Linked DNA regions of Homo sapiens: regions 1 and 2 are each linked to region 3. Evidence: chromatin loops called from intact Hi-C (ENCODE). Cell type or tissue: Calu3. All regions are shown on one strand. Region 1 has its middle 280 kb from the start of MIR297. Region 2 has its middle 8.1 kb from the start of PITX2. Region 3 has its middle 610 kb from the start of MIR297.

The links. Peaks named below come from ENCODE experiments on the same cell type or tissue, not always from the same donor. Only the 100,000 strongest peaks of a DNase experiment are listed, where the experiment ranks them.
Region 1: a loop joins it to region 3, with 15 times the contacts of the local background. A loop is called at or near these places in 7 of 110 quality-filtered maps.
Region 2: a loop joins it to region 3, with 4 times the contacts of the local background. A loop is called at or near these places in 35 of 110 quality-filtered maps.

Annotation. Positions count from the first base shown.
Region 1 is chr4:111,133,179-111,141,178 of GRCh38, reverse strand. No RefSeq gene overlaps it. Among named protein-coding and RNA genes, the nearest start is that of MIR297, 280 kb to the right of the region's middle. In Calu3, no CTCF peak of the experiment used is centred here; no DNase peak of the experiment used is centred here.
Region 2 is chr4:110,627,189-110,635,188 of GRCh38, reverse strand. It overlaps a transcript of PITX2 not described here. Among named protein-coding and RNA genes, the nearest start is that of PITX2, 8.1 kb to the right of the region's middle. RefSeq lists enhancers at 2,360-2,872, 5,990-6,841, 7,739-8,000. In Calu3, a CTCF peak has its summit at 3,144; a DNase peak (open chromatin) is centred at 3,148.
Region 3 is chr4:111,470,615-111,478,614 of GRCh38, reverse strand. No RefSeq gene overlaps it. Among named protein-coding and RNA genes, the nearest start is that of MIR297, 610 kb to the right of the region's middle. In Calu3, no CTCF peak of the experiment used is centred here; a DNase peak (open chromatin) is centred at 3,414.

The sequences.
Region 1 (8,000 bases), 340 kb after region 3:
TCAATGACATAATATTTGAAGAAATGCTTCCAAGTCCCCAATGACCAAAAGAAGTTTAATTTCATTTTATAAGGTAATAATAAAAGACATTGAACATTTACAGTCCCAACTACTGTATTAAGTTAAAGTACCTGGGTAGGAAAGCCAAACATTCCTAACCCTTATGCCAATTTACCAGATTAGCAATCTATTTCAGAAACTGTTTGAATTTAGTGCTACCATCTTAACCATAGTTTTTTCTTTCTTAATAGTACAAGAAATCATCCAAGCACACGTGGCCTAGCTCAGCAGATAAGTCATAGTCACAAGTGCTTATTGAGACCATTCTGTTCAAAGAACTTTCTCTTTGACAGTTTCAAATCTGGAAGCCAGTCCGGGACCAGGCTAAACACATCAATTTGCTCCTTACCTGAAACACTTGCACAGGAAACAATCCATCTTTCTTTTGTGTTCTCTACTTGTTCCACTCTCACCTCAATCGTTTCCCTGTTCTATATCATATAAAAAACATATTTTCACCTCAATCATTTCCCTGTTCTATGTCATATAAAAAGCATATTGTTCTCCTCTTTCGCAGACTACAATGGATCGTCAAATACATGGTCATACATACCACTAAAAAATTAGGTGGTATCTGTACTGAGTATATGTGCTAATTCAGATGATTTTTATGTATTTATGTATTTATTTATATCTCACCTTGTTTTATAAAAGATATATATTGGAATGGATATATGTGTGTGCACACATTTGTGTTTGTTTTTGTATACATACACATACCCATAAATAATACTGTTTCCCAAACATGTAATAGATGAATAGAATGGTTGTATATTCAAAAGATTTTTGATAGACTCTATTTGAATTTTTAAAATTAATTTTCAGTATAACCTGTTTTTAACAGCAAACATTAATTAAAAAGCATTGTAATATCTTAATAATGCAAAGTTAAGGTTCACAGTTTTCTTCTACGTAATATTAGCAGGAATTGCAATGTATTTTTTTTTCTCATAAGATATGTAATCACTTGTGGGATTTGTGGGTGGTTTTTAGTGGTAAGATCGGAACAGTTTGTTTGTAAGCCAAAATGAATATCAGATAATGTGTCTGCATGTTTAAAAAGATTACAACTAAAAGAACATAATTTCTTCTTAAAAGAAGATGGAAACATACATTTTGTATACATCTGATTGTTAGTAAAGATATAACTTATCTATTACATATTTGGAACTCATTCTGTGGGTCCCAATAAACAACAAATTGTGGTTTTATCAAATTATACATAGTGGGAAAGTTTCTAGTGTCAAGAATATATTAAAAGGTGTTTATGCTCTATTTAGAAATATTACAGAATATAAAAGTATCATTCACTATTATGAGTACAGAAGTTCCAGATGTATTAATAAGTGGATATTTTCTACGGCCATGATTTGAATAACATATAACATGATAGACTTGGTAAGTGTTATCACACTGTGAAAATATATTGTTGTCCATAAAGTAAAAAAGCATTAGGTTATTTACTATGTTAAACACTTAATAAACATAAAGGATAAAATTTTTGCAACATTATTAAAAAGAAATAATATATATACATACATTTACATACACATGGTACATATATGTATATATCTATAGCTATACCATTTATACATATATGTCCATACATGTGTGTATGTGTGTGTGTGTGTCTGTATATGTACCTATGTGTCATTGTATGGTAGTTCCCACTCTTAGCCCACAATCTTATACAATCTCTATATACCTCTAACACATTTTTTCTCTTTATTAGAATTAAACTATATTTATGATGAAGCAAATTTCAAATGTTTTTGGCTCAAAAATTCTTTGAAATAATTTTTGGCATGAGTATTGGTTAAATAAACTTTTTAGCTAGAAGTCCTTTTTTTCCTTTCTTTGAAATTATAGCCTATATTTTGAATTTGAAAAAGTCAAATATAGGCTATATTTGTCCCTATATTACACACATCAAAAATAACCATAAATTGTATACCTAGTTTATGCTTGATTTTTACCATTTGTTCCAACAAATTAAAACATTTTCCTGTTTCGTTGCACACCATGCCTTTGGTCTTTCTGAAAATAAAAAGAGGGTCATTAATGTTTTTCCTCTAAATTTGAATTCCAGATGCCCTGATGGAATTGGCTAAAATATATATAGGCAAAGGCTTAAGAAATGTAATATAGGGTCTTCAACTAATAGAGAAATAGTCTCCCTAGTTATGTTCTGCTTTTATAGAGAGAGCCGGAAAACATCAGTAACTTTACTAGAATTTTAAAATAAATGATAGCAAAAGAGATTCAGATTTCCAATTGATAAAAAACACGGGTTTTGAGGTGGCAGAGGAAGATGGTGGAATAGAAAGCTCCAATGATCGTCTCTCCCGCAAGGATACCAAATTAACAGCTACCTACACAGGAAACAAAACAAAACAAAACAAAACAAAAACACCTTTAAAAGAAAAAGAAATCAGGTGTGCACTCGCAGTACCTGGTTTTAACTTCATATCGCTGAAAGAGGCACTGAAGAGATGATAGAAAAGACAGTTCTGAAACCCCATGGCCACCCCTCTCCAACCTTTGGTAGTGGCAGCCGAGTGCCAAGAGCATCTGTGGGTGCTGGGGGAGGGAGATCACAGCAACGATGAGGCATTAAACTCAGTGCTGTTCTTTTAGAGCAAAAAGAAAAACCAGAACAAACTACCCGATGCTGGACCACGGAGGGAGCTTTTTTTTTTTTTTTTTTTTTTGAGACGGAGTCTCGCTTTGTCGCCCAGGCTGGAGTGCAGTGGCGGGATCTCGGCTCACTGCAAGCTCCGCCTCCCAGGTTCATGCCATTCTCCTGCCTCAGCCTCCCAAGTAGCTGGGACTACAGGCGCCCGCCACTACGCCCGGCTAATTTTTTGTATTTTTAGTAGAGACGGGGTTTCACCGTTTTAGCCGGGATGGTGTCGATCTCCTGACCTCGTGATCCGCCCGCCTCGGCCTCCCAAAGTGCTGGGACTACAGGCGTGAGCCACCGCGCCCGGCCGGAGGGAGCTTTTAAACCAACCATAGCCAGAAGGGAATCTTGGATCCAAGTGGTCTGAACTTGAGTCCTGCAAACCTCATCATCAAAGGCTACAGCACTCTGTGTCTCCAAGTAAGCTTGAAAAGCAGCCTAGGCCATAAGGACTGCAACTCTTAGGCAAGTCTCAGCACTGAACTAGACCCAGAGACAGTGGACTGAGGGAGCATGCAACATACTGAGACACTAGGGCTAGGGCAGCCAAGGGAGTCCTGGCATCACCCTTCCCTTAGCCCAGACTGCACAGCTCATGATTCTAAAACAGACCCCTTCCTTCCACTTGAGGAGAGGAGAAAGAAGAGTGGGCAGAAGTTTGTCTTGCATCTTGGATATTAACTCAGCCACAGCAGGATAGGGCACCGGTCAGATTCCTGAGCCCCTTGTTCCAGGCCCTAGCTCCCAGATGGCGTTTGTAGGCATGGCTTGGGAACCCACTGCCTTGAAAAGACCCAGTTCTTCCAGCATCCATCATCTGCTAACTGAAGAGCCCTTGATCCCAGAATAACAAGCAGCAATACACAGGTACTACATCAAGGGCCTTAGGTGAGCCTCTGAGATTTGCTAGGTTTCAGGTGAGATTCAGCACATTACTAGCTATGGTGGCTATGGGGTAAAACTCTTGCTTGAGAAAAGCAGGGGGGAAAAGTAAAGAAAACTTTGTCTTGCACCTTAGGTACCAACACAGACACAGTGGGATAAAGCACCAACCAAGCTCTTGGGGTCCCTAGTTCCAAGAGTTGGCTCTTGAATGGCATTTCTGGACCTGCCTTGGGCCAGAAGGAAGTCCACTGCCCTGAAGAGTGAGTCCTAGGCCAGGCAGTATTCATAACAAGCTGACATAAGAGATCTTGAACCTTCAGGGAACATCTGCCATAGTCTGGCAGTACTCCTTGTGGCCTGTGTTGGTGGTGGCTAGGGGTAAGGCTCCTCCACCTAGGGGAGGGAAGACTGGGGAGGACTCTTTCTTGTGGTTTGTGTGTCAGCTCAGTCACAATACAATAGAACACCAGGCAGATTTCTAAGGTTTCTCACTCTAGTCCCTGATCCTGGACAGCACTTCTGGACACAGCTGGGGCTTGGAGGACCTCAACACCCTGAAAGGAAGGACACAGGCTGCTGGCTTTGCCATCTGATGATTGCAGAGCCCCAGGGCCTTGAGTGAACATAGGTAATAATCAGGGAGTGGTTACAGCAGGCCTTGGGCAAGACTCAGTGCAGTGCTGGTTTTAGGTCATTATAGTGGTGGTTACAGGGGTGCTTTTGTCACTCTACCCCCAGCTTTAGGTGGCTCAGAACAGAGTCAGAGACTCTGTATATTAGGGAGAAAGTAAGGGAAGAGAACAAGAGTCTCTATCTGGTAATCTAGAGAATTCTCCCAAATCTTGTCCAAAACCATCAAGGCAGTAACTCTGTGAGTCTGCAAGAACTACAGCATTACTGGACTTAGGGTGCCACCTAGAGCAGATACAGTTTAGATCACAACACCCAAGTCCTTTCGAATATCTGGAAAGCATTCCCAAAAAGCTCAGACAGTAAAGACTTCAATAAATACCTAACTGATCAATGCCTGAACACCAAAAAACATCACTAGCACCAACACCATCTAGGAAAATATGACATTGCCAAAGGAACTAAATACAGTACCAAGGACCAATCCTGGAAAAACAGAAATATGTAACTGTTCAGACAAAGAATTCAAAAGAGCTGTGCTGGGGAAACTCAAAGAGATTCAAGATAACACAGAGAAGGAATACAGAATTGTATCCAGATAAATTTAACAAAGACATTGACATAATTAAAAGGAATTAAGCAGAAATTCTGGAGCTGAAAATTGCAACTGGCATACTGAAGACTGCATTAGAGCCTTTTTTTTTTTTTTTTGAGATGGAGTCTCACTTTGACACCCAGGCTGGAGTGCAGTGGCATGATCTTGGCTCACTGCAACCTCCACCTCCCTGGTTCAAGCAATTCCCTGTGTCAGCCTCCCAAGTAGCTGGGATCACAGGTGCCCACCACCATGCCTGGCTAATTTTTGTATTTTTAGTTGCCTCATGGTAACCTCAAACCATACAATGGATACATAAAAAATAAAAAGATATGCACATGGATATACAAAAAACATATAGTGGACACACAAAAAATAAAAAGCAATAAACTAAATTATATCACTAGAGAAAATCACCTTCACTAAAGAAAGATAGGAAGGAAAAGAAGAAGAAAGAGAAGGCCATGAAACAACTAGAAAACAAATAACAAAATGGAAGGAGTAAGTCCTTACTTATCAATAATAAAATTGAATGTATAGGGACTAAACTCTCCAGTGAAAAGACATAGTCTGGCTGAATGAATGAAAAAACAAGACCCGTTGATCTGTTGCCTACAAGAAACATACCTGGATTAAAAATAAAAGGATGGAAAAGATATTCCATGCTAATGGAAATTTTTTTTAAAAAGAGCAGGAGCTCTTGTAGTCCCAGCTACTTGGGAGGCTGAGGCAGAAGAATGGTGTGAACCCAGGAGGCCAAGCTTGCACTGAGCCAAGATCGCGCCACTGCACTCCAGTCTGGGTGACAGAGCGAGACTCCATCTCAAAAAAAAAAAAAAAAAAAAAAAAGAGCAGGAAGCACTGTACTTACATCAGACAAAATAGATTTCAACACACAAAAACTATAAGAAGAGACAAAGAAGGTCACTATATAAAGATAAAGAGGTCAATTCAACATGAGGGTATAACAATTTTAAACATATATGCACTCAACTCTGGAGCACCAAGATATATAAAGCAAATATTATTAGAGCTAAAGAGAGATAGACCCCAATACAATAATAGCTGGAGACTTCAATACCCCACTTTCAGCATTGGACAAATCTTCCAGACAAAAAAGTCAACAAAGAAACATCAGACTTAATCTGCATAATGGACCAAATGGATCTAATATATAATTACAAAACATTTCATCCGAAAGTGGCAGAATACACATTCTTTTCCTCAGCACATGGATCATTCTCAAGGACAGACCATTTGTTAGGTCACAAAACCAGTCTTAAAACATTTTAAAAAATTGAAATAATATCAAGTATCTTCTTTGACTACAATAGAATAAAACTAGAAATTAATAACAAGGGAATTTTTGAAACTATACAAATACATGGAAGTTCAGCAATGTGTTCCTGAATGACCAGTGGGTCAATAAAGAAATTAAGAAGGAAATTGAAAACATTTTTGAAACAAATGATAATGGAAACACAACATACAAAACCTATGGGATTTAGCAAAAGCAGTACTAAGGGGGAAATTTATAGCTGTAAGTGCCAACATTGAAATACAGGAAAAACTTCAAATGAACAATTTAATGGTGCATTTTAAACAACTAGAAAAGCAAGAGTAAACCAAACCCAAAATTAGTAGAAGAAAAGAAATAATAAAGATCAGAGCATAAATGAAATTGAAATTAAACAAATACAAAAGATTAATGCAACAAAAAGTTGTTTTTTTAAAAAATTAAAGAAAATGGAAAAAACTTAAGTCACATTAAGAAAAAAAGAGAATGTCCAAATAAATAAAATTAGAAATGAAAAAGGAGACTTTACAACTGATAATGCAGAAATTCAAAGAAGCATGTGATAAATTGAAAAATCTAGAAGAAATAGGCAAATTCCTAGACACATACAGCCTACCAAAAGTGAACCAGGAAGAAATCCAATACCTAAGCAGACCTATAACAAGTAACAAGATCAAAGCTGTAATAAAAAGCCTCCCATTAAAGAAGAGCCCAGGATCTGATGGCTTCACTTCTGAATTCTACCAAATATTTAAAGAATTTAAATAATTCTACCAAATATTTATATTCTTTCTTATAAGAATGAGAAATTCCAATTCTTATTCTTATTGGAATAAGAATACCAATCTTACTCAGACTATTCAAAAAAATAGATGAGAGAATACTTCCAAACTCATTCTATAAGGTCAGTATTACCCTCATACCAAAATCAGACAAAGGCATATTAAAAAAAAAAACCTAAGGCCACTATCTCTGATGAATATAGATGCAGAAATCCTCAACAAAATACTAGCAAACTGAATTCACCAATATATTAGAAAGATTATTCATCATGATCAAATGGGATTTATCTGTGGGATGGAGGGATAGCTCAGCATATGTAATTCAATCATTGTAATACATAATATTAACAGAATGAAGGATAAGAATGATATAATCATTTCAATTGATGTTAAAAAATCATTTGATAAAATTCGACATCCCTTCATGATAAAAACTCAAAAAACGGAGGATAGAAGGAACATACCTCAATATAATAAAAGCCACATATGACAGACCCAAAGCTAGTGTCATCCTGATTGGGGAAAAACTAAAAGCCTTTCCTCTAAGATGTGGATCTTGACACGGATGCCTACTGCCACCACTGTTATTTAACATAGTACTGGAAGTCCTAGACAGAGCAATCAGACAAAAGAAGGCAATAAAGTGCATCCAAATTGGAAAGGAAAAAGTCAAATTATCCTTGTTTGCAGATGACATAGTCTTATATTTGGAGAAAACCTAAAATACTCTACAGGAAAACTACTCAAACTGATAAATTTAGTAAAATTCCAGGATACAAAATCAACATACAAAAATTCATAGCATATCTATATGCCAACAGTGAATGATTTCAAAAAGAAATTTAAAAAGTAATCTCATTTAGAGTAGCCACACATCAAATTAAATACCTAGGAATTAACTTAACCAAAGAAGTGAAAGATCTCTATGATGAAAACCATAAAATACTGATGAAAGAAATTGAAGCAAACATCAAAAAATGGAAAAATGTTCCATGTTCATGAATTAGAAGAATCAATATTGTTAAAATGTCCATACTACCCAAAGCAATCTACAGATTCAATGCAATC
Region 2 (8,000 bases), 840 kb after region 3:
CCAACTAGAACATGAACTTTGGGGGTGAGAACTACCTCCCATCAGGAAAAGTCTCCCATCTCAATTTGTGAGATTAGCCATTGAAGCCAGTTCCGAAGTCTGGCAGCCAAATTTCTCACAGAAGACTTGTCTTGATAGGGCAAGTTTAAGGATCAGCAGGCGGGAATTGGAGGTCTCTTTTTAAAAAATTATCTTCCCCAGTTATTTAGACTCAGTTCTTCTAGTAGGCCTGGTCATTAAATGAAGCATAAAAATGCAAGTCTCAAGGCTCATTTTGACTGCAAAATAAATCTCCAAGTCACAAGGACATGTAGGAGTGAGCTAAGGAACACGCCTTGACCTTCTTTTCAGTCCTTAGAGTGGAGCTCTATGAGTTCTTGAAGATTTGTTTTGTATTGCTTTGTTTGGTCTTCAGCACTGAAGCACGGGGAAGTGGGGGGAAGAATGTGTAATAATTGACTGACTTTACACCAAGCAACGCAATCTTTTTCTTTTGTATATTTCATTCTTTAAAAAAAATAAATAAATAAAAACTATTTGCAGTTACCATCTGCAGTGCTCCGGCTACCAGCTAATAATGCAGCCAGTTCAGACATATAAAAAAAAAAGATTATCGAAATGATGATGACATGCAAATTTCCTCCGAAATTATCATAAGTAAACATTTGAAGTCTGGACTAATAAAATCCCATCTGTGTTACTTCATATCGAGTTAGTAGAAAGCTGTGATAATGAATTTTGTAATATCTCACGAACAGACATCTCAATCAGGGACTAATCCTGTGATTTTACTGCAGAATCACTAAATCTGGAGCCGCCAAACTGCTACTTCTGGGCCCACGGGCCCACAAGGATCGAATCGGCAGAGTCCCCGCCCGCGTTCTCGCTAGCGGGTGGGGGAACCGCCTGGCCGTCCCCACCCTGGATCCCCACGCCACAGCGCCGGGCAGCCCCTCCTGTAGGCAGCGACCTTGGCCAGAGGCTCCCCAGGGCCCAGCTCCCTTCAGGAGAGGCCGAGACGCAGGGAAACGGTACTCAGGCCAGAGGCAGGCCCGCAGCTCCCTGCCCCGCCTCTGTGCCTCCGCCAACCCGACAACGCTTGCTCCCACCCCGATCCCCGCACCCGCGCGAAGTGGGCCCTCCGGTCGTCGGCGTACCCTGGTTAGCGTGGAGAGAGGCAGGCGCTGAGATCGAAGGGGCCTAGGGAGCCCTGGACCTTCTTTTCTTGTCTTTAAAGCAACCGCGGCTCTTCTACCCACCCGGTGGAGCCCCTCGAGACCCACCTCTCCCGGCTTGCCTGTGGCAGAGAAGGGGGAGCGCGTTAAATGCTTGGCTCGCTGCGTTGTGGTTGAAAACGTGAAAAAGATTTGGCTCGCCCGGGAGAGAAAGGGGGAGAACTGGGTAGCAGTTATACCAGAGCTATTTCTCCGTCCTTGGCGGGCAGTAAACCCTCCAAGAACGTTTGCCCTGCTCTCCTCAGTCTCGCTCAGTCCACCCAGTGTCTCTCCTCTGCGATCTTAAATCATACTTTAGGGTAATTATTTGTAGTAAGTAAATAAATGGCCGGGTTAGTATCTCTAGGAGAAAGTGTGGCTAAATATGGAAAAGTGGCTCCTGATGGATGAGAGGCCCGAACTCAGCTCGCTCCTGAAACACCCTAGGCCAAGAGCCCGTTCGTTTCAGAATTACAGAAAACCGAGGGAAACTGCTGTCTAGGACAGGGGCACGTTGGCGCTGATGTTCTACAAATGTTTACCGAGCTCCAACTAATGGACAAGCACTGAAGGGTGGTCTTTGCATACAGCTTCCCAAAGAGAAAAGTCCTCTCCACCCACCCACTCCCGCTGCCATTGCGTTCAGATGAGTTCTTAACCCCGGCACCGAGATTCTTGAAAGTAGGTCCACAGCCTCCCCAGCACACTGTGGCTTTATAGTCCTCTAACCTCTGGGCACTTTTGCGGCAACTCTGGAGGGAGATCCCCTCTTGATAAATAAATGTCCTGGGCCCGAGGCTAGGCTGGAGATGCTGCTGCACAGCCAGAGGCTGTCAGGTCGGAAAAACACGCCTGAAGCCTAGCACACAGTAGGCGCCTAACAGCTAGTGTAACGTAGTCTCATCTGAGCCCTGCTCACTCGACGGCCGCCGCTTCTTACAGCCTTCCTTCTCTTCTGTTTTGCAGATAACGGGGAATGGAGACCAACTGCCGCAAACTGGTGTCGGCGTGTGTGCAATTAGGTAAGAACCCCCTTCTCCTGCCCGGGTCATCGGACGGGAGGCCGCGCCACGTGAGGGCGGCAAGAGGGCACTGGCCCTGCGGCGAGGCCCCAGCGAGGGGCGCTTCCCCGAGGGGCCAGCCTGGGCAGGAAGGAAATCAGAACCAAATCGCCAGTGGCCTCTCCCTGTGGCGGGGCGGTGGACTAGGAAGCAGCGGCGCGCTGTGTACCGAAGCCCCCCAGCCTACTCCTCCCGGCTGGAACCGCCGGCAACCGGGGAGGCGCAGAAAGAGTACGCCATCCTGCCCCGGGTTGCCAGAGGGTCCGGGGGACGGGGATGCCGTCAGCTCTTTCCTCTAACTGGGTCTTTGCTCTTTGTCCCTCTTTCTCCTCCGGCCTGCCTCGCCCCTCCCCCTCCTCCCGTCCCCGGCTCCTTTCGGCCGCGGTCCGGGACGCCTCTCTCCGCACGTGGGGCGGGCGCGCGCGTGGCCCAGGCGTGCAGCCGGCGGCCGTTGAATGTCTCTTCTCCAAAGACTCCGAAATCAAAAAGGTCGAGTTCACGGACTCTCCTGAGAGCCGAAAAGAGGCAGCCAGCAGCAAGTTCTTCCCGCGGCAGCATCCTGGCGCCAATGGTAAGGCCGGGAGGGAAGCGCAGGCCGCGCGCTGGGCACCCGCCTCCGGGACTCTGGGCCTCGGGCGAAGCGCAAGAAGGCGAGGCCGCCAGACCTGACGCGCCTGCTGCTTGAACTTAGACACTCCGCCTCTGGGTGGGACGGGAAGCAGCCGTCCCAGGGACGTTAATTCCTTTCCCCAAATTATACTGCACTCCTGAGACCCAACACCTCTCTCTCCCTCTCGCTCGCTCCCTGTGGTCTGATCCCCTGCGCACGCTCCAGCAAACCTCGGCGTCTAGGCTGGCGTGGAAAAGTGGTCCAACAGCGACCTCTGTCGCTCGTTATATCCCGCTGCGCGCAGCACCACCAGGGCCCACTCAGTCACTCAGGCTCTCAGCCACGCCCCACCCAGACTTGTGGGTGCGCGGTTCATCGCGGGAGGCAAGCAAGGGAAACTTGAGTTGGCGAAGGTTTGCTTTGGCTGGTTGGGGGAGGGGCGGGGGGCCGACAACATCCCTGAAGAGCTGGAGGGCAGCCACTGTGCTTAGCAGCCCAGGGTAGAATGGAGGTTTGCCCCTGTCGACGCGAACCTGCCTGAAGTACTGGTTGCCAGGCCTTGGGTTTTGGCGATGTCGTTGCTTGATTGGCTGGTTTCACTCTGGAGGAATCGAGGGACATTGCCAGAGGAGGTCTACAGGCTTATGTAAAAAGTTAAAAAGTCTCCAACCTACGCCACAGGCCTTTCCTGAATTGAAACTTGTTCTATGGGGCGGAGGGGGGGGTGTAAGGGATGGAGGAGGGAAGATGCCTTTCTTTTCAAATACATGGAAAAAAACCCCTCAAATTTACTGTTCCTCTATTTTCCTGGCTCCGTAGTAAATAAGTGCCTAGCCTTAGGAGGCTATTGACCTTTGATAATGTGAGCAGATAAAGCCCCCCCCCCCCCACAGCCCTCGGCCCCTAACCCCCTCTTTCCGGATTAAAGTGTAAGAATACAAATGTAATATGGGATGGAGGGGGGCGATTTGGGACCCCGGTCAAAAAAACAAACCGTATTACTAAGAAGAAAACAAAGGTCTTGCATTGGAGTTTCCCCGTGAATCTGAGAGAAAATGATCATTTGTTGAAATGAAGCGTCTAAAGCGATCCAGTGCTTCACGCCCGGACACTGCACTACACCGCCAGTCGCCCTGCTGGGCCAGTTAAACGCTCACTTGTCCGGGATTAACCCCATGGGGTTAAATGGGGGCAATGCAGAGATAACGTCGCGTGATTTCTGTCATTTAGATTGTGTTAAATTCTTCTTCTGTTTGATAATCGGTAGTAAAAATAAATTATTAGACCGTAGTATGTTTGGGATATGGTTAAAAATCAAGAGCAGCGATGACTTCTGGGGAGAATGCTTTGCGCGGGCTCAGCCCTGGCTCCGGCCAGACTAGAGGAGCTCCCCAATCTCGCTTCGCGCGGGGCGGGCTCGCAGTCGCCAAGCCGAGGCTGACATTTCTTATTGTGCTGGGAGCCAGAGAGACGCAAAATGTCTCCTTCCCCCAGTCCCTACCCCAGGTTTCCTAGACATGGGGAATGCATTCTGAGGACAGGTGGAGAAGCCTACGGTAGGATGGGGTCCTCGTAGGTGAGCAGGAAACGGCTAAGAGCAGAGGAGTTCTGCTTGCGCCAGTCACAAGCCGCGCAGGCGCCCCTGGTCGTTCGCTTTTGATAACTAGCACATAAAGAACTAGAAATAATGAATGATTGCTTTCTTAACCATTACTTTCAGGCCCGCATTGTTTTAGTGCACGTGAAAGGCTCTTCCCCTACACTCAATATGTCTTTTTCTACTTTTTGACCGAAAAGAAAAATTGCTGCCTAAACACGTTTAATGCCATTAATTAAGAAAAGGCATGTAATGGGAAGAAATGCTGAAAATCTTGATTTAATTGGCTTTTAAGGAACTAGTAGACGACAAAAAAAAATCACACGAGTGGGCAAAGCTATAGCACTGCTGAAGGATAGAGCACCTATCCTTCCCTGATTTTAAGTTAACTTATGGAATATCCAAAGTCCTGGCCACAGCCTGCTTGTAAAACAAAAGGATTTATTTCTTGTGTTTTTTTAAAGTTTTTCTTTGCTTTTAAAGAGAAAAAAAGTTCACAATGACATATGACTTCTTCAAAAGGCCGTGATAGTCTATTACGCTACCCTCTCCGCCTCTGCCCCCAACGCCGCCCAAAAATACCATGTCCTCGTTAAAGACTAAACGTTCTGTATAGGCAGAGTCCACCTCTAAGCAGTCCAGGCTCTGCCTTCCTTCCCTAGTGAGTCCCATTCTCCTTGGTATCCATTGGGCGGATGCCCAGCCTGGATAGAACCCCGAAACGGGGGTAGCACGAGAGCGACTGGAGACCCCTAAAAGCCAGAGGTTTGAGAGAGGGTGGACGCAGCTAGCAGAAGATGGTGTAGAAGCCAGCTGAGAACGACCCCCTAGAGCAAAGAGACCTTTCTTTGGCTTTTCTTGCTTTGGGGGTCCTGAAAGGAACTCATAAAATGGTCTTCACCCTCAGGAGGAGGACGGACTGACCCTCCTCTGTCACTGGCTTAAAAAGTTTCAGGGCGGCGGCTCTGGGTTCCGTGCTGAAATCGGACTGCACTGCAGCCCCTTTGGACCTGACGCCTGGCTTTGCGTCCCGACAAGGGGCGGGTACTTCCCCCGGCCTCCCCCAGGAACGCATTAATTGTTAAATAGCTTTGGCCCAGTGGATGGGCTGAAAGTGTTCGACCCAAGTCGCTGGTGTGCACAGACTTCCTCCCTCTGGGAGGTGGGCTCCATGGCCCGTTGTGGCACCCCCAGCCGCGACACACACCTTCACACGCGGCAGCAGCTCGGTCCCAACCTTCTTCGAAGGACCTGGGTTAACCCTGGCGGCCTTGGCGGCCGCAGACCCCTCTCCGCCGCCCCGCCCCCGCGCCTCTCATTCAATCAGCGAATGTTTGCGGAGCATATACTACGTGGACTCCTAATGTACCCCCTGAAAGCAAATAATACAGTTTTCCTCGCCGTCATGAAGGGATTTTAATCCTAACATGGACACCAGCGAGATCAGCCCAGACCGTCTCTAGCAAAACGCAAAATGGTGGTGCGTGGGGTGGTGACCAAGGTCCTGAGCCTTGTCAGAAAGAAGGGGATGTGTAGAGAAAGGTGGAGAACTCTAGCTGTGGCTAGCGCGGAAGGGACAGGTGCTTGCCGAAGGGGGCATGAGGCTTGAGGAAAAAGCAACGAAATAGGGGTAAGGAGAGTTTTCCATTTTCTTTCCTCCGCCCGACCTCCGCCATCCCATTCTCCCCTCCCCTCCCCCACCCCCCGCGCCAATCAAATCTGCAGCTCACTTGAAAGGTGCCCCGCCGCGTTGTGGTTTTTCACCCCCAGGGGAAATTGTACCAGTTGTCCGAAAGTAGTCAGTCCCTGCGGATCCCTGCCCGCAAAAGTGGTCTTCACAGGTCGCGTTCCTCGCTGCTGACTCGGTACACAAAGTTTCTTAAGGCTGGTTCGGCTGTTATTCCTCACCGCCCGCTGCTAATATATGCAGCAGTTGTTAGAGCGGCTCGGGGGAAAAGGAAATGTATAACGAAAGCTTATTCGTGAGCAGGAATATACTAATGGAACAATCTGATGTCTTCTTAATCCTATGTAAAAAGCTTTGTCGTCTTCCTAATATTGACTGAATGGGTAATTAATGGCTCTTCATCTAGGCGAATACCCTGTAATCCAAGATAGGCAAAAGACAACAAGCCCAAGGTAGAAGACAAAAGGCCCAACTGCAGCGGCGTTTGCCCGCCTCCTACCCCCCAGGGTCTCTGACTAGGAAAGTTTTCTCTCAGAGGAGAAAAAGGCAGGAGTGGGAGAATATATACCTATCATTTCGGGGCTAGACTTCACCGCAGCACCTGACCACCCAGCTCAGTTTTCTGTTACTCTGTCTTTCCACCTCCAGTCCTTCTCCCTGCATTTTTTTTTCTTCTTAACTCCTCTAGGATGACCTCCTACCACCACCGCCATTATGGTCCTAATAACCTTTCCCCCTAAACCCCACATCTTTCACTTCAGCAACCAATGAGGCTGTTTTCTGATCCAGGAGGAGATTCTTTTCTTTTAGAACCCAATGCGTAGAGTCTTTGAGAACTAAAGTAGTTGGTAGGGGAGGAAGAAATTAATAGAAAGGGAGAGAGCATACAGAATTGTGTGTGTATGTTAAAGAGCGACCAGGAATGACAGAGTCAACTTCTTTGTGAGGATCTGACGGGAAGAGTGTCCAAGACTCTACCAGCATGTTTTTAACAGGCTGACATTTTAATTTAAACCTTTAGAAGTAATATATTACTTGGGTTACTACAATGAGGTGGGTTCCTTTTTTTTTGTCAGCTGACAGCTTTTAAAATATTATTTCGCTAGGGAAATAAAAGCTTCATCTCAGATTATAGGTGGGTATTTTTGGATTTAGGTGATTTATGGTCACCATGACAACTAATGCTGAATGTTAGCTACCAGCATGTCTGGGAGAGAGAAAACAGAAAGAAGGGAGAGCAAAAGAAATAGAAAAGGGAGATGGACATAAGCTGGAGAGGGAAGAAAAGAGAAAAAGAGGAAGACAGATGAGTGTTTAATCCAACTGTTGTTTAAAAAAGTGGCGGGGGGGTGGGACTTCATTTAGCCCCTTGCCACTTCCTTCTTTCCTGACCTGGATATCTATGCTCAATTTCATATTCCACCCTTCCTTCCCCTTCTCCAAACACATGTGCTATACCATTCTCCTTATTTTACTTAGTTCGGCAAGTAGTTGCTTTCTGGAGACTCAGTGACACCTAGGAAAACTGTGGCAGTAACATGCAAATGTGAGGAAGCATTAACAGCATGTTCGTTGAGTGATTTTAGCAAATGCCCCCTCCTCTAATCTCTTTCTCTTCTCTTCCCCAGGCCACTGTGAGGTGGTAACTCCCACTGCCATCTGAACACTGTTCCCCCAGGTAGTTACCCCAAATCTCAAATGGTTGAGCAGCTAGAGCTGTGGGTTGGAAAAATGGGTACCATTTGCAGGGACCCAGAGAGGGTGGCTGTTGCTCAATATATCTACAGACTTCCAATTCAGAAAATAATCTTCCCCTTTTGACAAGCCAGAG
Region 3 (8,000 bases):
TGTTCTCATGATAGTGAGTGAGTTCTCATGACTTCTGATGATTTTATAAGTGTTTGAAAGTGCCTTCTTAGTTTTCTGTCTCCTGCTGGCTTGCAAAGAAGGTGCCTTACTTCCCCTTCAACTTCTGCCATGATTGTAACTTTCTTGAGGCCTCCTCAGCCATGCAGAACTATGAGTCAATTAAACCTCTTTTCTTTATAAATTACCCAGTCTCAGGTAGTATCTTTATAGCAGTATAAAAATTAACACACTGTGGTTCTTTGAAATAGAAAAAAAATACGTTAAATAAAAAGTTAGCAGAGATTAAAAACAACCTCATGGTATAAAAACAATGTGTACTGAAGTTAAGTAGGATTACATATAAACTAAAATTTTAATAGGAATATAATAGTATTATTGGAGCATTAAGTAAGATTTCTGTTTTTGTAAGTTTTGGCTGACCTTTCAATCATTGAAATCAGATTTTTTTTCTAAAACTTTATTTTTATCTTTTAAATGCAGAGTTAGTAAATAGTGGCTCATAAAGGAAAAGAGAGAAGCAGGAATTTGCTAAGCATGGGGAGAGGAAAATGACATCTCTGTGTTGCATATGAACCAATTTCTACTGGCTTGAAGAGTCTTAGCCCAGTCTTAGTGGGTTATACATTCCCCTGAGGGTTAATTAAAGATGTCACAGAGAAATAAATGAAAGTTGATTTCTGCTGTATTGTCTCTGAATTCCTCTTGGGAAAGAAAGGTCATCAATAACAACAATACAAATACCTGAAACAGAAGGACTGACCAGCTACACAATTGAAGATATTGCAATTGAGTTTGTAGATAGAATGGGTAAAAAAAACTCAGTCAATCCCAATCACAAAAATGCTTACCATCAAAAACGCAGGAGAAAACCTTAAAGGTACATTCAAACATTAAGAAGCTAAATCTAAATTAGGAAACCAAAGGAGGTAAACTTATAGTAAAAGTTATGATGGCATTCATTTAAATTAGTCAAGTAGGGTTAAGGTGGGATACTTCTTCTAAATTTATTCTTAAATATATTTGCAAATTTTAAAATATATATTTAAAAATAGAAAATAGATAATCAAAAATAAAATTTTAATAATGATAATCTTTTTAATCATTTCCTTAATTAAAGTAATCAAACCTGGAAAATGAGGAGAGATGGTGACGAGAGGTAGGAAGGGCTGAAAATAGGTTAGTATAGTTTCAAATAATATAAATCATTCATGATTTTGGTAACTAGATAAATATGTTTAAAATGTTTTTTAAAAATAAAGTACCACCAGTAGAATTTATAAAAATTAAAAGCATATTCACTAATGCACTCAATACTTAAAAAGTTAGAAAAACAAAAGAAGTTAAAGCCAACAAGAAAGCATTAAAACAAAAGTATCAAGATATCAAAATGTTACAAAGTAGTCCCTTCTTGTCCGCAATTTTGCTTTCTGTGGTTTCAGTTGCCACAATCTGAAAATATTACATACAACAAGATATTCTGAGAGGGAGAGAGAGAGAGAGAGAGAGAGGGAGAGGGAGAGGGAGTGGGGGAGAGAGAGAGAGGCCACACTCACATAACTTTTGCTATATTGGTCTAATTGTTTTATTATTAATTATTGCTGTTAATCTCTTACGGTGCCTAATTTATAAATTAAACTTTTTCACAGGCATGTATATGTAAAAAAGACATAATATATCCAGTGTTCTGTACTATCTGTGGCATCGGGCATCCACTAGGAGTCTTAAAACATATCCCATAGATAAGGGAAAAGTATTGTATTATGTGAGAAAAGCAAACTTTGAAAAGAAATATATAGTATAGGCTATTAAATCCAAGAATGAAATTTATAAAATGTTAGTAGTAGTTTTCTTTGGTAGTAGAATTAGGAATTATTTTTTCTTTATAATTGTCTTTGTTTTATACCTGGAGCATAAAATTACTTTTATAATCAGAAAATAAGCTTTTTTTTCTCAAGAAAGAGAAGAAATGAATGTGACTGTCATTGTAGACTAATTCTAAACTTATGTGAACAGAGAAAGTAAGAATTGAGGAGATTTGAAGAGTTAAGAGTTTGAAGCAAAAATTTAGAGGTATATAAAAAGATAGACTACATATTTGTGGAGCAAGAAAGATGAGAAGTTTAGCTTAGATTTGCAGTTGAGTTTTTCTCAAAGACTTCTCCCTAGAGCATAACTTAAATGGAGAGAAAGCATGATTGGTTCTAATAAGATAATGAAATTTATAAAGTCTTATCTACTCCTTTTTTTAATGCTATAACACTAGACACATGGGCACACTCATGAGCTCATAAGAGACCTTAAGCAGCAAAGAAAAATACAGAGCCCTACCCACAATATAGTTTCAAATGGTGTTAAAACAAAACAAAATAAATAAAGTAAAATAAAAAATATTTTTTAACTAACTTCATCCTTTTGGGGGGATATCATATATTGAATTATTAGGGGAAAACATTCTGCCTTTGCTTTGCTAAAGCCTTGACAAGTATTTAGTAATCAAAACTACAATAACTTTGTGTTCTTTCCACAACCAAAATTTCTCTTACATGATTCACTTATTAGCATTAAGGTTTAAGTAACTGAACAAATAATAATTAAACTATGACTTACCACAGGTAATGTCAATTAACAATATTTAATATCTTAGATTAGCTTGAGTCATTGGTCAATGGGGAGTAATCTTGGAGAAGCTAAAGTTTTCTCATCATGACTGTGTTTTGGCCTAAAACTTATAAGCCACACAGAGCAAGCAGTACCTCCCCCACCCCTTCCCTTTTCGTGTTGATATGAAGCCACTGAAGTTTATGGATTCCTTCTGAAAAGAATCATCAAAGCCATTCCAAAGATAGAAAAGTGGGGGGCAGTGATTGAGGGCTGACATAAAATAACTACAGCTATTCTCTGTTCCATGGGGCTGCTTCTGACTCTCCTCTCAGGCTGAATGTTTTTAAACTTTCATCCTGCCCATATTGTTTTTGATGGATGTTCAGCCAACATTCATGTCTTCTGCTAAGTATAGGACCCTTGTGCAATTTACTTAATCTTTGTAAAACAATTAGATGAAATTTATTAAATTGTTCATTTAATCCTTCTACAGACTTTTATTTAGTGCTAAGTGCAAGGCACTGCACCAAGAGATGAGGTTATAAAGATAAATAGAACAAATCTCTGCCCTCATGGAGTTTACGGTCCAGTAGCACATGATTTAAAAAATATTTATATTCTACCACCTATTGTTTCATTACCTTGTCTTCAAATATTTTAGAGAAGGTAGGGAGGCAAGTGAGGCACACATTGGAATTTCCCACGGATCTCATCCTCTCTTGTCAGAGTTCTTTACCTGATATCTGGGAATAACGAAAGCCAGGTCTGGCCAAAAGAGAGCTCTGTCCGCCTCCAGGGGTCAGTCTCTCCTTGAGAATCCTTCCGAGAATTGCCTAAAGCCATTTCCAAGGATTGCAGATGTTCAAGTAGGAAGAAGCCTTCAAAAATTTTACTTGCATAGAGAAACCAGTTCTAAGTTTTCTTTCAGATCTGAATTGGATCTCAAGCAAGTACTTTCCTTTGATTGAGGTAGAGGGGCTTTTGAAGGCGTGTGTGATTTCTATGTTTACATGCACTTTCATATGTCTTTGAAACCTAGAAAAAGATATTTGCCTTAGGCCACTAAGGGAGTGAATATCACAAAAGGGATTAGAATGCTGTACTTTAAAACATCAGGTCTTGTATTGGGTTATTAGATCATACTTTTAATTCAAATAACATCACATATGTCCAATTCAAGTCAGAATCATGAAGGCGTATGACTGAAGGGGGAAAAATAATTGTCTTTAATGTAAACTGAATCTATTAGTATGGATTGAGAGATAACTGCAAGCATGTACACTCAATGTGGTAACATTCCAGCCCTACTAAGATACTGCTCAACAGTCACAGGTGTGTGCCTTCTAAGAGGTGCCTACTGATTAGAAACCCCTTCCTTCATTCTACCTTGTTCTGGAAACTCATTTAGCAATTAGCAAAATGAAAGCATTCTCTTTCTGGAATTTTGACTTCAGAAGAGGGAATTTAATTTACAAAACTGCCTGCAACTAATTAAAATGAGTAGTCACTGTTGGTTTGAAATGGATTACCTCTGGGAAAATCACACTTCAGATTGTCAAAAGAGGGTTTATATCCTGATTCTGAAAAAACATCTCTCCATTGTTCAGTAGACTGATGCTCTTTCAAATTAATGGAATCTGAAACCTGAAGCCACACACAGAAGATGATTGATACTGGAAGGTTAGTTTCATACAGAGATGTTTTACTTCAGAATATTTTAAGGCTCTTATTTCTTATTCCATTCTCTCCCCAAGTCTTTTGATTTTGAAAAATTATTTTCATTGTGTAATTGTGTATTAATTAATTAATTAAATTGTGTAATAGTCAATGAAATGAAATTCTGTTTTATATTTAAATTAGTTCCAGATGTAAAATATTTTTTAGCTCACCAAATATTTATGTGTACTGAACATTTTCACGAAGACTCTACACACTTAATCAATTTTGTGTTAGTTTCAACCTGATATTACTGTGTGTGTCATAATCAGAGGATGCACAGCAATAATGCTCCCAGGTTTCAAGCAAATCTCTATATGCCTGAATGCTATAGTATTTTAAAGCAAACAATTTCATTTAATTTGGAATTTCATTTTTATGACATGGAAATATTCTATGGACTCCATTTTCTTTCATTAACTAACTTGAATTAATTTAGTCTAATTATAGTAAAATAGGCCTATTACCATTATCTTCAGAGAGTTGATAACAAGAAGTGTTCACAACATGTCTGTTTATGTAACTAGTACTCAATTTTTTTAAGGAAGTCAATTAACTTCTGAATAAATAGGATTAAGAAATAATAAAAATTAAAGGAATTCTGTGTTCAAATATAAATATCATTAACCTACTGCTCATAAATATAATGGCAATCTAAACAAAAAAAGTTCCCTCAAATTTGAATGGGGATAGATGACATAAAATTAAGTGAATCTCAACAATGCAAGAAAATGAACAAGGGCAGCATGTCATATTTTGGACTTATCACGTCAGTAGATTCAGAAAGAAATTTCTAATTTAATTCTTCTCTTGGGAATACTAGGTTATACTATATGACCAAATTTGTAAACTTTACACAAAATTTTGAATTTCTGAAGAGACTTGAACTCTTGGAACCACAGAAAAGAGATACTACTGTTTAACTTTCTTAAATGATCAGAAATTTAATTTCTAATCACAAATGGTCAGTGCTTTTAAACAAGATTTTATTACATAATGATGTTTTAAAATCTCTAAAAATACTCTGAAGTGAAGGTAAAATGTTAATTTATTTTTAATCTATATATTTATTTGCATATATATATATTTTATTATGCCTTGTTTACAATGGATTGGAGCTGGTTAGGAATTGTATTATAAGAAAGATATAAAGAAACTATAAGTAGTGTTAACATTTTGGAAACATTTACTATGTTTCTTCTATTTAGATTATGCCACAAGGTATATATAGTTTAAAAGAAAAATAAATGTACATCATATAGGAGTATGCCTGAAATAAAATATTATGCTAAGAAATAAAAAGTATTCAGAGAGAATGGATGTTGATAAAATGCATAGCAATATATGTTAGAAGTATAGGAGAAGAAATGTGAAGTATATCAGGAAGATAATTTAAAACTCCAATCCATTTTGAACATACAGAAATGGGCCTACAAATCAAAACTGAAATTTTGTTTTCTGGCTCTGTGTTGCTCCCATGAAAAACATTGATAGTTGACTTGGCTAATTTATGGGTTAACCTGGGTCATTCTTATTAATTTATCAAAAGCTTTAAAGCCCTTACCAGTGCTTCTCTTTAATAATTTCTTAAGTTTGCCCCAGGATTCTTTTCTGAAAACGGTTAGTTTACCTACCCCATTTTTTATGATATAATCCTCAATCTTTCACTCACTTGTGTGTTCCTAAGGTGGTGATCTGTGCCCCACTAAATCACTTCAATTTTCCTTAATGGATAAGGATTAAGAGTTTCCAACTTGAACACACATTTAGATGCTTTTTAATGTATATTCTCTATCGCTTTCTATGCCAAGGGCAATGTGGAGCAAATGACAGCCTTAACAATTAATGTATTTTATGTCTTTGGAAATCACTATTAGGATAATTGGGAAAAGAGTTACAGTTACTTGAGGCATAACCTATTAGAAAAAGCAAAATACCCACATCTGCCCCATAAAAAAATCCCACAGATAATGCTATCAGACTACCAGATAAAGAGAGCGCAGCTAATTCTTCTTGCTAGAAGTTTATCAAAACAAAGTTATACATCTTAGAATATGTCCCTGACTCAGAAGACAGCATGGTCAATAATTTCACTGAGCAACAAAACATATGCTACCATTCCTGGGAAAATATTAGAGTCACTTTACACAAACTATGCTTGATGACAACCATTCTGTTTGCTGTAGCTCAATCCTAAAAATTAACACGTCTAATATAAGATCTTTAACTTCATACTAAGACATGTACCATAATCTTTTAAAATTTTTTTCTGTAACAATCACAAATCAAAATAGAAAGGCCAGCTAATGAAGTGGACTGGCTATGAATGTGGGGTCAAGAGAGATCTGTGTTCAGATTCTGGTTTTACCACTGTACTTATTTTTGTCTTAGTTTGTTCATCTATAAGAAGGGGTTGATAATATCTGTTTTGCATATTAAGCCAAGTTTATCTGAAATAATGTATAAATGTGCCTAACACAATTTCTAGAACTTAAGGAATATTCTTTCATTTCCACAACTCCTTATACAGCAGCTCATCTTTGTATCTAAGAGTAAGGTAAAGTTAAAAAAAAAAAGCAGGTAGACATGCATTTTAATATTTCTAATCCTGATGGACCATTGGCAACCTTGAGAGATGCAGTTACAGTTACAGATAGTAAGAGGTCATTCTAGATCTGATTACTCTTGCATGGATCTACACTTGTCATGGTTAAGAACCATGGGCTCATCTAATCTAGGATAACCTTAGTGGGGTTATATCAGGGAGGCCTACATTGGGAATACAGATAGCTTTTCATAAAGTATTGTGTAAACATTTTCTTTATTGGAGCATCTTGGTTTTAACTTTATATATACATATATATATATATATATATACACACACACACACACACACACACACGTATATACATATATATATATTTCGATAGATAGATCATATTCCAATGGTAGTTTCCCAAAAGTGTTTCATCATCTGCTTTTTCCTCTATACATGGGTTCACAATGGTGTTTGCTAGACACTCAGTTTCTTCTTGGAATGAAAATAGAAAGTTTTAAAGGACTCAGTACAATCTAGAGTCTCAGGGAATTTCAGATTTCACTGAGGTTTATATCAAATAATTAATATGCTGAAGTGTAAAAAGTTTTTGGAACTATCCCTGGCAAGTGGGACTGCTCTGTATTTCAAGAATATCTTGGGTACTGCTACTATCCTGACTTGAAACATAGGGATAGCCCAGAACCTGCAATTGAGCAAAAGTAGGAGTTCTGGACACCTCACTAAAATCTCTTATCTGTAACTGAGAAGGCTTTGACCAAAACACAATTCCTCAATTTTGTTTTTCTAAAATGTATGACAACAAAAATGTAAATGGTAGAAGAGAACACTTAAATGTTTCTAAGACTCAAGTACTACTATTTAGGTAATGAGAAAATAATTTATATTATGCTGTTGTTAGGAATGCATAGGACAATCTCTAGGGTAACCACTACAAGAATATAAACAAATTATTAGAAGCCACTGAAAAATTGGATGCTTTGTTACAGAGCATAGGAAGGCCTGATACACAGATATACAAAAGAAAAGTATGAAATGTGTAGGACAAGAAATTATAAAGAAATTAGAAGACTGACTTGAATAACATCTGTCAATAGGAAATTCT